Linked DNA regions of Homo sapiens: region 2 is linked to region 1. Evidence: chromatin contacts called from ENCODE Hi-C or POLR2A ChIA-PET data. All regions are on one chromosome and are shown on one strand. The core of a region is the stretch at or near the end of the contact, and the rest is flanking DNA. Distances in the headings are between cores, read along the strand shown.

Evidence for each region. Hi-C counts contacts between places; a loop is a spot of excess contacts on that map. ChIA-PET counts read pairs that join two places held with the same protein, here RNA polymerase II (POLR2A).
Region 2: a loop to region 1 is called in a map of ascending aorta, with 2.1 times the contacts of the local background. The contact joins two enhancer-like sites. A Hi-C loop is called at or near these places in 1 of 168 maps with a recorded cell type or tissue (ascending aorta). POLR2A ChIA-PET finds 5 or more read pairs at or near these places in 2 of 52 experiments (MCF 10A and naive thymus-derived CD8-positive, alpha-beta T cell).

The regions. Positions count from the first base shown.
Region 1 is chr9:531,669-538,712 of GRCh38, reverse strand. All of the region lies in intron 1 of KANK1 (KN motif and ankyrin repeat domains 1), which reads right to left. Among named protein-coding and RNA genes, the nearest start is that of KANK1, 30 kb to the right of the region's middle. RefSeq lists a silencer at 1,287-1,499. Within about 2 kb of position 3,657, at least 5 of the 41 ENCODE cell types and tissues checked have a DNase peak (open chromatin) inside an H3K27ac peak, as active enhancers do.
Region 2 is chr9:611,775-618,695 of GRCh38, reverse strand. The region is part of intron 1 of KANK1 (KN motif and ankyrin repeat domains 1); the gene reads right to left. Among named protein-coding and RNA genes, the nearest start is that of KANK1-AS1, 70 kb to the left of the region's middle. Within about 2 kb of position 4,660, at least 22 of the 41 ENCODE cell types and tissues checked have a DNase peak (open chromatin) inside an H3K27ac peak, as active enhancers do.

The DNA.
Region 1 (7,044 bases), core at 2,408-4,907:
CAGAATTCCACCCCAACTCTGACTCCTTCCTTATGTTCTAAGCTGACTCTCAAACAAATAACTAAGCAAACAATAGCTTTTGCTAGATAGCACCACGCTGTTGAAACCCACCTGTTTGAAGGAACCTCTGCAGGTATCTATAATTAAGTTAGGACTGTTCCAACTTGAACTAGTTGCTGTCAATTTAGTTTTAAAAACTGCTCCAGCCTGAGGCAGAATGTGCCTCTTAGGATCCTCAAAATTGTTTTGTCAATCATGGAGTAATCTTTACTGAAATGCTATAAATGTTTTTCTTTCCCTCTTCTTCCTGGAGAACTGATAACAATTCTGAAATGTGTAAGATGTCTGCCCCTCCTTTACTCAACTTTTTACAAAAAAACAGGGCCCTGAGATAGAGGGCCTTGCACACAGTCTCCTGCTCAGCTGCCTGAGAAGGCATTACTGAGCACTTACTACATCCCCATTTTTTGCAACACGATCTTTCTCAAGTACAATCATCCTAAGTTGGGCACTATTATTAACTTTTTTTTTTTTACAGACGAGAAAGAAGGGGCTGAGAGAAGTCCAGAGCTTGTGTTCTTTCCGCTCTCCCAACCATGTTGATTCTGCCACAGCTCTACCATCTGCTTTTCAGTGCTGCCCTCAATAGCTCTGCTCCAAGACAGAAAAAAAAAAGGATGAATAGCTTAACAAGAGAGAGGGGAATCAACAGTAAATAAATGTTTGAGCCTACTCAGGGCAACTTGTTGTGTTGAGTGAGAAAATAAAAGGATGGACCCTATCCTCAAAGAAATTAAATCCAGGAATAGTGTTAAGACACACGAAAATAAGTAAAATAGAAAACACTCCTTTCTCAATCAAGAGTTCTCCACCTCAGCACTACTGACATTCTATAACTCTTTGTTGTGGGCTATTCTGGGCATCTCTGGCCTCTACTCCCTAGATGCCAGTAGCACCCCTCCCCAAAATCATGGCAACCAAAAATGTCTCCAAACACTGCCAAATGCCCCTGGGGGGCAAAAATCGATCTCCCACCCCCACCTGTTGAGAATCACTGCTCCGAATGGCACAGGTGTTGAAATATACCTATTATTATTATTTCAGGTTATTCCAGGGCTTCATCTTAGGTGCAAGCTTTCAGAGTTCTTTTTCAACATATGAATCAATCAAGATTTATAATCTCAAGAGAAAAAAAGAGCCCCCCCAAATTACTTGTTTATCAAAGACATTAGCAACACTTGAGAGACAATTATCCCAAACCTGTGGCTTGTTGAAAAATTAATTTATCCCATCCATGCTTTGATCTTCTAGCAAATTATTTTCTGAGACAAGATTTAACTTGTGAGGGCCTGACAGGCTAACCAGCTGTCAGACAGGAACTGGTATCAAATTCCAAGTGTCAAGTGGAGAGGAGGCTTCTCGTCCTCCCCAAGGGAACCCTGCTCAGTAACATACCAAATGTCACAGAGGGGTCCAATTTTCCCACGCAAGAGCAGAGGTGCAAGCATCAACGCAGCTTAGCTTTGTTTTCAAAGGAAAAAGAGTTGTTTAGGAGGTGGTTTCATTTTATACTTCAGTATTTCCGTTATGAAAGGGTTCCTGTTGTTTTAGTTTTAGTTCTTAATTTCACCATAAGCAGGAGAGTCACAACTCAAGTGGTCTCCTCGCTTCTCTCTCGCTTCCTTGTCCTAAAAGAGAGAAGGAGGTAGCTTCCAGTCTTCCAATGGGTCTTGCTCATCTCACACCTGACCTGCAAGGTGCGTGCTGCCAGCCAGGTGGAACAGATGCACCCTGAATAAAATGCTTGATTAGAAACCACACACTTTACTTAAAGGGGTGCCGACTGCGAACTAAGAGAGTTAACTGTATTGTGTCTACACCTTATCATGTGTGGCAGGCAGAAAAATGCGCCCCCCAAAGGTGCCCAACTTCTAATTCCCAAACCTGTGACTATGTTACATTCATGGCAAAAGTCATTGTGCAGACGGCATTAAGATTAAGGACTTTGGGATGGAGAGATTTTCCTGGATTATCTAGATGGACCCAATCTAATGAGTCTTTTTAAAAAGTCTTTTATTTCTGTGGTCAGAGACAGAAAGATGGGATCACATAAGAGGAGCCAGAAGAAATGTCAGGCGTAAAAGGGACTAAATTTGCCAGTGGTGGCTTTGAAGATGAAGAAACGGGTCACAAGCCAAGGAATACAGGCAACCTCTAGAAGCTGCAGCAGTAAGGAAACAGATTCTCCCCAAAACCTTCAGAAGGAACTGGTCCTGCTGACTTCTTGATTTTATTCCAGTGAGACCTGTGTCCAACTTCTGATCTACACAACTGTAATATAAAAAAATGTGTGCTTTTGTGTATTTTTTTTCTCAGACAGTCTCGCTCTGTTGCCCAAGTTGGAGTGCAGTGGCATAATCTCAGCTCACTGCAAACTCTGCCTCCTGGGTTTCAAGTGATTCTCTTGCCTCAGCTTCCCGAGTAGCTGGGATTACAGGTGCCCGCCACCATGTCTGGCTATTTTTTTTATATTTTTTAGTAGAGACAGAGTTTCACCATGTTAACCAGGATGGTCTTTAACTCCTGACCTCAAGTGATCCGCCCACCTCAGCCTCCTGAAGTGCTGGGATTACAGATGTGAGCCACCGCGCCCCACACGTGCTGTTTTAAGCATGAAATTTGTGGGTTTTATTACAGCAGGAATAGAAAACTAAAAGACTTTAGTACCTGGAAGTGGGGTGCTGTTATAACAAATACCAAAAAATGTGGAAGTGGTTTTGGAATTGGGTAGTGAAGGAGCTTGGAAGAATTTTGAGGAACATGGTAGGAAAGGTTTACGTTGCCTTGAACAGACCTGTTAATAGAAATATAAACAATAAAGACTGCTTGTGAGGACCCAGAAGACTGCTTGTGACGAGCATGGTAGAGAGAACATAAATAGCCTTAGAGAATATCTCAACTGTCAAGGACACAGGAAATCACAAATACCATGATTCTACAGCCCATTTGCTGCCTACTGTGCACCAAGCAAGTGGAGCTCCAAGGCGGGCAAAGGCCCTAACAACTCAGGGACAACTCTGTCACTCAGCAGGTGTACTGTATTGTCTGTTTCATCTCACGCTGAGAGTAAAGCCATTTTCCTTACATGTTACTAATTTTAGCCCTGTGACCTGGGGCAGACCACCTCTCTGAACGTCACTTGGAGATGATCATAGTACCTGTGAGGTCACACATGAAAACTCACAGTACAGTGCCCAGTACAGAGTAGGCACCAAAAATGTGAGCTATTTCTCTATCTGGAGAGAAAGAAGTGTGGGCAGGAATAGATCCTTCCTTTCTCCCACAGGAAAGCCCCCGAGGACTCTTCTCCCAGGGAAGACGTAGGGCCTTTGCATAAGGGAAGGAAACAGATGCAAATGTAGGGGATCCTCAAGAAGCCACATACATCAAAGGCAAGGTTTGGGGACCTAATGGGGTTATTCCAAAAGCAAGGGACATAGGTACTGAGGTCTGAGGAAAACTGCCCTAGGCAACAGAGAAAGAAAAAAAGGAGGCTGCGTTGTTTCTTTGGGTGACTCTATTGCTGGAAACTTGCCCACTGCAGTCTGAGAACACTGGGCAGAGTTACTGTGCCACTCTCAGTGCCAACTTGGACAGGAAGTGATGTGGCCAATCCCACGGCTGCGAGGCCCAGCAGGAGGGGCAAAGGGGGCATCCTCAAAGAAAGACATCATTTTAAATTCTCTGGTCTGGCTTCTTACCTCAGCTTCCCCTCGGCCCAACCTCCACCCATCTCCATCCATGGAATTACAATACACAACTCAAATTAAAAGACTAATTGTTCCCACATGGGCAAAATTTTACATAAACTTATAGAATTTTCTACTTAAGATGAATAAACAGCTTTCTTATTGTAAACATGTTTTAGTGTTGGTGCTTTTATCAAGTTTCTGGGAGAAGCCATCAGAGGAAGAAAAAAGGCACTAGAAACATCTGATCCTTTCTGTCTCTTTACATCTGTACCCTTGACTATAAATCACAGTAATTCATTCCCCAGGATGAACAATCAATAGTTAAATGTCAGCCAGTAGGCTGCTGCATAACTAAGAGGGGGAAAAAATCACGCTAGGAGTGATCAAGATAAAACTAAGGGGCAAATGATTAAATAATTCTCTGCTGGTATGTTTCAAAGACGTATGTCTGCCAACATGGTCCAGATTTTTTGCTTAAGAGCGGCATTTTCCCCTTTTCTTTCGAGAAAATCTCCTTAGGTCCTGCTGAAAAGATATCACATCTTACATTACTTTCTGTTGATAGTGAAATCCACAGCCTCCCCAGCAATGTGATTAAGGCACAAATTTTTGAGACCAAAGCACATGTAGCCAACCGAGCACAATAATACTTTCAAAAAAAGAACAAGTTTCAAAAGTTCTTCTAACAATTCCATTGTTCAACATTCACAAGCTGGAAGAACGTACATTTCTGCATTTTCTGAATTTCCACAAGTTGGGTCAGTCTAAAGGCTCATTCTTCACACTCCCACAAACTATTTATTACTCTATGCCCTTTCCAAGCAAATCGAGATAGGCAGTTATCAAAGCAGATGCATTATTTGGGTCCACCTGAAAACAACTGGTTCTGCCCCCCCCTTTCTCCCAATCTGCAAGCTTCTGTTCATCCCTGTGAATAAAAATGCAGAATGACAAAAAGTCTGGGTGACTTACATTATTCTCCTTATCTCAACATAAATGTGAAATCTGGGGGTGTCAGCTAGTCAATCTCCAGGTCCTCGTAAAAGATAATGTGCCTGGTGGTTTTGTTTTGCTTTTCACAAACATGGAAAAGGGGAGGCATGGCTTAGAGGCAACTACATAATGAACTTAGCTGCTGAAAACAAATTCCAGCCCACTTCCAGAAGATGAAAAACAACACATAATGCATAGAAACTGTTCAAAGCTCCCATGACCTTTGCATCTGTCTCACTCTATCAGGAACTAGAAATGCCACCTCAGTTTTGACAGACTGGGCCTCCAAAACACAGCCTCTCTCATCCTTGGCTTCTCACCCAGCAGCACCACCTTCAAACCAGGGACAGTCCAGATACCAGAGTATGATCCAGTAAAAACTATTCAGGATTCAGATAAGTCAAATAAAAATCAGATGGTCTAAGAGTGTTTTGGAGGAGGGTAAAATATATAAACAATTTTCCATTTTCTATGCCTGTGCAGGAGCACTAGGTAGTATTTAGACTGTGCCTGCCACTTTAAATGCATTATGCCTTACCTCATCTGTCCCCCACAAAAAGCCCAGTGATAAATTTTCTCTATGTCCATTCTTCAGATGGAAAAACAGACTTAGAAAGGTTAAACATGCCTAAAGTCACAAACTGGCAAATCTAAACTCTGTACCCACACTAATGCTCTTAACCTAGGCTTAATATCTACGATATACAGTGATTAGCAACAGATTCTAAAAACAGCTATGACCCCTCCAAATTGCCCTTGGGGTTCAATGAATTTTACTGAAAAAATTAATGATTATCTCCTTTTTTCAACAACCTTTGTTCAAAACCTCACACACTCAGCTTTGCCTCTGACTGGCAATAAGTCACAATATCTCCATGGCACTGGCTTCAAAGCAATGCAAATATTCAAAAGTGCTTTCCTCTTCAAAGACATCACTGCAGGACAAAATCCAACTCCAAAACTGTTCCGACCAGCAACATGGTGCCAGAGATGCCCCATTATCGTCGGCAAAACACCCGGCCTCCAAGCACAGCCACCTCCCTGTTCCCTCCTGCAGCTGTGTACACAAGGTTTATTATACCCCAATGGCCAGCTTTGCTTTCTTGCCAAGAGATAAGAAAAACAAGGTTGAGACCCTACTGCTGGTATGAAAATCTTCGATCCACACTCCAGAAATCTGGAAATGCACTTCTACATAATAAACTGAAGCAGTTTTACGCACTTCCAAGATATTCCAAAAACAGTGATAAAGGCTATATTTTATTCCCAGGGTAAGGCTTAAAGGGCAAATAAGATGCTCACGCCAAGTAGCTTGGTGAAGACTTTCATATAAGGAATGTTAAGCTTCTGAGTATCAACTATATGTCTAAATTTAAAAATAAAACAGTTAGAACGTAGAATGGTTGTTACCAGGGGCTGGAGGGAGTGGAGGGAAATGGGGAGTTAAGGGTTGAATGGGTGCAGAGTTTCTATTTAGGAAGATGAAAGAGTTCTGGAGATGGATGGTGATGATGGTGGCACAACAATGTAAACATACTTAACATCAATGAACTATACACTCAAAATGATTGAAATGGTAAAAAAAAAAAAAAAAAAAAAAAAAGTGCTTGAGGCAGGAGAATCGCTTGAACCAGTGAGACAGAGGTTGCGGTGAGCCGAGATGGTGCCACTGCACTCCAGCCTGGGCAACAAGAGTGAAACTCTGTCTCAAAAAAAAAAAAAAAAAAAAAGACAAATGCTCTCAAACTCCTTTTAAATCTCTGTACACGAATGCTCTCAAACTCCTTTTAAATCTCTGTTCACCGTTATGCCTAAGTGGGGCCCAAGTCCCCTTTAGAGTCATCCAAGGAAAGGACTGACCACAGGGGCTCAGAGTGGCCCACAGACGATTTTACAGTCTAGTCTATAACGCCTCTGTGTTTGTGCTCATGTCCAATGAATGTTTTACACTTATTATCTTACAGGAAAAAAACAAGTTGTTGAAATTCCTCACTCATGTGCATGCTGCTTGGAGGCCAGGTGGATGTCTCAGGTGAGCATCTAGACAAAAGTTCTCTTCTCTCTTGGTATCACAATGTAACACAACAACAATCTGGCCCACACACACACAACACACACACACAGAAGCAGCCACATTTTTTCCCGATATATGGGCTATTTCAGAGTAACAGTGAGGACAGACGCCAGAAGGCGTTTTATTCTGCCACAGTTCAGAATAAAATGGTCTCTGGTTCACTACAGTCTCTTTTCTACATCTTAGGCAAATAAAGACTTTTTTCACAGAAAGAAAGGCACCAAT
Region 2 (6,921 bases), core at 3,411-5,910, 79 kb before region 1:
TGGCATTCATCATCATTTAAAAAAATAATTTCACGAATGTCTACTGTGCATGTGAAGCAGTGATTCAGATGCCTAGGAGTGAATATGTTTTTTTAAATGATGCAATCTTTGCTTTAAAAAAAATTGTTCCGATAAGTATTTTGACTAAGAGAAAATATCTGTTTCTTCATTTTAAAAATGTAATCTGGGGCCAGGCATGGTAGCTCACGACTGTAATCTAAGCACTTTGGGAGGCTGAGGTGGGCAGATCACTTCAGGTCAGGAGTTTCAGACCAGCCTGGCCGATATGGTGAAACCCTGTCTCTAGTAAAAATACAAAAATTAACTGGGTGTGGTGGCGTGTGCCTGTAGTCCCAGCTACTCGGGAGGCTGAGGCAGGAGAATTGCTTGAACCAGCAGGTGGAGGTTGCAGTGAGCTGAGATCACGCCACTGCACTTTAGCCTGTGTGACAGGGCGAGACTCTGTCTCGTAAATAAATAAATAAATGTGATCTGGAATTAGAATAGCCTGTATTTTCTTCAATGAATGCCATAATTTTATATTACATGGGCTTTAACCTGTATATTTTGTTCTTGGGAATACTTTTCCTTACCTAAAGGAAGCAGAATTCCGTGGGTACTACTGAAATAACCTTCAAGATACTGCCTTGTGTGCAGGGTAAATTATATTAGGAGGCAGGTAGGCCAAACTGATTTTTTTGGTAACTGCCCACAGTAAGTGTGGCATCCAGAGAGTGGTTCCATAAATGTTACTGAGTCAGGATTCATGTCATCCTCCATTCTGCCCGCACCCTCTTTCAGTAAGAAATTCCATTCTATAAATACGTGCTTTCTTTTTCACAAAAGACAGAAGTCTTACATGGAGCCTACTCCTATGAGAAACCTGAGCAGGAAAGAGGAAAGTGGAAGAAGCAATCTGAAGTGTGCACATGCACGCGTCACAAACTGGCCTGCTGATCGGAATGTCTGCTGAGGAAGAGAGGTGCAGACTGTCAGCCTATCAGCCTAAGTTTACGGTGGGAAAATTTCAGCCTGGGAAGTAACTTTTCCTGCCCACCCATATTGGTGTGCCTCCCCCAACAGCCAGGTGAAAGAAGAGCAGCTGGCTCTTGATCACCATCAAGTAGCTGTAAAGGTGATACTGGGCTCTGCCTGCCAGGCTGCCTTCAGGGTCCCAAAGAACAAAGCTCCAGGGTCCTGAACCTCTTTGGCCAGACAGCAAAAGTAACTACTTCTTAGACTAAACAGATAAACCCGTGTGAACATGAGCTAACATTTTTGAGAAAATAAGGGAATAAAACATAGGTTTTAGACATTTGCCACAACCCCCCTCCTCCCCAATCCTTCTCCTAACCAATTCCATTTATCCTTTGAAGACAAAAGACATGTCTGGTTTTGAAAAATAAATGTTAAACAAGGAAGGCAACGAGTGAAGTTGTAGAATACAGATTGTTAAAGAAACTAAACCACTGCCAAAAGAACTGGACTCAGTAAAATAACATTAAGGACAGTTCAAATATACCATAAACTCTTTATTATATTTTATTAGACATAATGATTCCTTGCAAGAATGAAAAAAAAATCGACCTAACTGACCTAACATTCACTTACGGTAGTATATTAAAAAAAAATTATTCTCTCTTAGACTACTGAGATCTTCTAGAGAAGGGACTGCATTTTAAACATGTGGTAGATTACATTACTATTCACCAAAATTTCCTGCTCCTTCCTAAGGAAGAATCACATATCCCCACCCTCACTCAACTCGGGTGTGGCATTGTGACTTGCTTTAACCAATGAAGTGGTAGCAGAAATACCATGTCTCACTTCCAGGAAGAAGTTTTAAGGGCTAGTGTGGAACTTTGCCTTGCTTTCTTTCCTTCCTCTGCTATAAAGAACAGCAGCGACATAAGCAGAGGCTGCTCCATCACAGGTTGAGGTCAACACTGAACACAGCTGCAGCTGACAAATAATGGACGTGTAGCATATGAGTAAAAAAATCAGTGTGTGTTGTTGAAAGCCACTGAGATTTGGGGTCTTGCAGAATAATTACTATCTTGATTGATAATGAGTGGCTTAGAAAGGACACTTAGTAAAGCCAAGCCTGGATGGAAGGATAGAGGATATAAAGTATTCAGAAATTCCAGTGGTGAAATTTGGTAGGTATCAAGTGAATATAAATGAAATATTTCTTTGATTTATATGTGTAAAGACAGCAGCTTTTAGCTTAAATGACAGCTTGGAGAAGTGACAAAATAGAGGTTTCGTAAATTAAAGATCTGGCTATGCAGTTTGATGGTAATTTAAGTGGTGTTCAGGATGTCCATTCTAATAATCAGCACAAGATCTACTATCTTAAATCCAAGTTGCTTCAGACACGAGTTGATACAGTATCACCTAAATGCTGAGGACTCACTGAAGTGACTGCTGAAAAGCCTTCACTTTAGTCCTCACGGTTATGTCATGCAATAAGGTAGGACCGGATAAAATTTGGAAGTCTAGTAACCCAAGCCAGTTCCTAAGTTTACCTAAACCTGAAAATTTCATCTTGTTGATTGAAACTCTTCAGCATTAAACATTTCTTTATTGAGCTTCAGTGGATGTGGTGCTCGGCTGATGCTGGGTGGGGAGGTGACACTGGTAGGACGGATACAGAAGAGTCCCTGTTGATCCTTAATATGAGAAACCTTCCTTAGGCTTTCATGCCTCAAGAGGCTTGTCTGGGCAGGCAAATGGCATCAACACAGCTGTTGAACATATGCTATCAGCTGGCACCACCTTTGGATCCTGGCATACCAAGGACCAGAAGTAGGCCAGCATTTTTCCACCTGGATTCAGCAGTTGTTTTCCCTGTTCGTTCTTTCATTCCTCATGGGTCTTTAGCTAGGTTAGGTATCACTTGGGATCTCCTCTACCACTATCTTCTGTCTTTAAATGTCAAAGAGAATATATAACATTTGTTCTTCATGTCTTGGACTTTATGGTGATCTAATATCCAGAAGCTGGTGTTAACTGGACAAATGCAAAGACCAACCAGGGAAAATAAACTGAAAGCACACCAATTAATTAAGTCTTTACCTAAAGGATATACTATGGGACTGACTCTGTGCTAGGTACCACAAGAACAAGTGGGAATCAAATTCCAGCCCTTGAGTAGCCTTTTTAGTCTATTTGATAAGAAAAAGAGAAAAGAAACAACATTATTCCCCCTCTTCTTAACTAGCATAATTTTAAAATGTGGGTACTCAAACCATCACAGGTAAGGCTTTCTCCCACCCAGTGATACTTCTGTAGAAAGAAAAAAAGAGGGAATTCTAGCAAAAAGGAAGAGCATATGATGCCAGATGGACTAAAAGAGCAAAGAATACAATTCATCAGCAAATTATGTGTCTATTAACAGTTTCAAATAAAATGCAATAAAATATATTTATAGTATGTTGGTATCAAAAAGATGATACTATGCCAGGCGCGGTAGCTCAAGACTATAATCCCAGCACTTTGGAAGGCCAATGCAGGAGGACTTGCTTGAGGCCAGGAGTTCAGGACCAGTCTGGGCAACACAGGGAGACCCTCTACAAAAAATTAAAAATTAGCTGGGTATGGTGGCGCACACCTTTGGTACCAGCTACTCGGAAGGCTGAGTAAGAGAATTGCTTGGGCCCAGGAAACGGAGGCTGCAGTGAGCCATGATTGCATCACTGCACTCCAGCCTGAGACCCTGTCTCAAAAAAAGGGCAGGGGGGGGATGGGTACCATAAAATTATATATGTACAATTTTGTACTATATTAAGAATTGTATGTAGGAGTAATCACAATCAGAATACATATATAAATATGAATGAGCAGAAGTTTAAGGTGATGGGCTGTAGTGATTTTTTAAAAATATAAAGTACATTTATATACATTTCTTTAAAAGATCATGTTCACTAAATCCACAAGGCCCACAACCTACACCAAAATCTCTAGCCCAGCAGTTTTCAACACTAGAGAGTACTGGCCCCACCCCAGGAGGCACACGGAAATGCATGGGAGTGTTACTGGGCAGTCATGTCTGAGGGGCACTTCCGGCATTTAGTGGGCAAGGGCCAGGAATGCAGAATACCCTGCCGCACACGAGACAGTCCCACACAATGAGGAACTGTCCTACTCATAACACCAGCAGCACAACTGTTAAGAGATTGCCACTAGGATAGGACCAAGATCAGTGTCAGCCAAGATATGCTGTAAAAATCCTAAAATTTAACAAAATACCATTAACTTTATGCCAGTATGATTTAAAAATAAATCTTTTTCATTTAAAAAAACTGCAGAAGTATATAATCACTCCTCAAAGATGGAAATGGGTAAAAGATCCTATTACCTGAATAGAGAAAACAATCTCATTTCCTGAGAGAGATCATATTGCTTTCATGCTAGAAACAATTTAAACAAACACTGAGGGTCGAAAAATTATCCCCATCTGCTAAACACACTTTTGTACCTTATCAATACACCATTATCTCACAGCTGGTTTGTGAACTCTTGTCAGTAACTCCTGCCCCGGACTGAAAGTTCAGAAACAAAGAAGCAAGGACAAGTGGCTGGAAACCCTGCAGCCACTGGCATGACCAAGAACTGAGCACTCTGCTGGCCGACTTGCTCCTTGTGAAAAATGGCCCTCCAGTGCCACCCAGAGATGCTTGGAGCGCTATGCACAGCGCCTTCTTCCCGGCCTCAAATAAGAGGGGAGGAGAAAAAGGAGAACTACTCTTTCCTGTAGGGCGCAGAAATGAGATCCTTTATGCTCAGTTAAATGGTCTTCCTACTTTTACCCATGTTTAGTACTTAGGACAGTCACACTCATATTTAACTTCCCAAAAGGCTGGTGACACTGCCATCTAGTGAATACAGTCTTTTTTACAACAGAAAGTCACAAAACTTAAGGGGCTCATGAACCTGTATTTTTAAAGTAAAGTTCAAGAAGTATCCTGTTTTTAATCTCATTTGAAATACTACTTAATTTACATTGAGAAGAGGAAAAAAGTTAGTAATAGAGAGTTTGCTCTCTGTGGATTCCTTTTAGGAATTAGCAAAATTTCAAAAATGAATACAACAGGAGAATGTAAACAAATTCGATTTTCCATACAGCAGGGGAGTCCAACGTTTTGGCTTCCCTGGGCCACACTAGAAGAATTGTCTTGGGCCACAAATAAAATACACTAACACTAATGATAGCTTATGAGCTTTAAAAAAATCTCATGTTTTAAGAAGTTTACAAATTTGTGTTGGGCTGCATTCAAAGCTGTCCTGGGCCACATGCAGCCTGTGGGCCATGGGTTGGACAAGCTTGTCATAAAGGACTGAAGCTCTGCTCTATCTCCAGCAACGATTGTTACAGCTGTACTTGCTATCTAGTGTGCTGTTCACAGCATGGTCCACTTGTCCCTATATGGTGACTACTTGTGCTTTTCTTGAGTTGCTAGCTTACTGAATCTTAAAGATGCTGTGAACTATGTATCTGGTCACAATTACTTCTTTGCCTTGGCTGCTAGGAAGCATGGAGCCAAATTACTGGCCTATTCTGGTCTACTTACAAGATCTTTTACAGTACATGCTACCTCTATCTTTACTCCATATTTCCTCCTCTTGATATCTTCCTTCTGTCCCAATATCTTCACCCACTCATTTAAAAATTTTATTTTGTATGCCCCTTTAATTTGGTACATATAAATAAAACACATTAGTGTTATTTGCTGTGTGTATGATGCTCCTGTTGGGATCCTCTGCATGTAACCATAGGCATATGTATGGCAAATATCACAGGCAAAGGTGATTTGTGTCTTATATGACTCTTAGGGTCTCTTACTACTTCTTGACTCCCCATTAGGAGAGCTGCTGCTGGTCTAAACTGGGGTTCGAAAGAGTGTCACAGTCAAAGGTATTGCTCACATATAACTGCTACCTTTTCCACATTCCATTCCAGTATGGCCGCCTGAGATGTCCGGCTTAAATTTCTAAGCAGCTTCTTCAGCTGAAGGGACTGCTTTTTTAATTTCTCATCCCACAAATCCTGTCTCATTGTTTCTGTACTTTGTCCCATTCCTAGATAGTTGACCTATGTATTCCAAATGATAACTTTTTTTAATATGAAACGTTTTTAACATAAAGGCTTACTAAAAGGCAGAACATAAACTGTTTTAGCAAAAGGCATAAAGATGATGACACTGAAACCCTAAAGGCTGTCTTCAAAAAAACACCGATAATGTGGGATACCTTATCACCATTTCAGCAGACATCATGTCTAAGAAACCGGGCCTACATACTGTTGAACTACATTCATTCCTGTTGAGATAATGACACCCAGTCAGAGTGCATCACTGGGACATCTTAGACTTTGTACTGAATTTCTCTTTCTTATCTCCAATAACTGGCTATTAAAAAAACACAGATTGCAAAAATCACATTCTCAGTCTTACCCAAGAGCCACAACACCTGGCTTTGTGTATTTTCTCTACAGCTGCCAAAAGCACAAAACAACAGATAGTTTCCTATTAACAAAGTGCAATTTAAGAGGCATAGGTGGCTTTGTGTGGGAGGTACTATGGGTAATATGTGTGTTCATTATGCAAATGAAAGCCAATCCTATTTTTAAATGTACTTTTATATGTACAGGCAAGGGCACATAAGAGTTAGATGGTCGGCCGGGCGCGGTGGCTCACGCCTGTAATCCCAGCACCCTGGGAGGCCGAGACTGGCGGATCACAAGGTCAGGAGATCGAGACCATCCTGGCTAACACGGTGAAACCCCATCTCTACTAAACATACAAAAAATTAGCCGGGTGTGGTGGCATGCGCCTGTAATCCCAGCTACTCAGGAGGCTGAGGCAGGAAAATCGGTTGAACCCGGGAGGCGGAGGTTGCAGTGAGCTGAGACTGCACCGC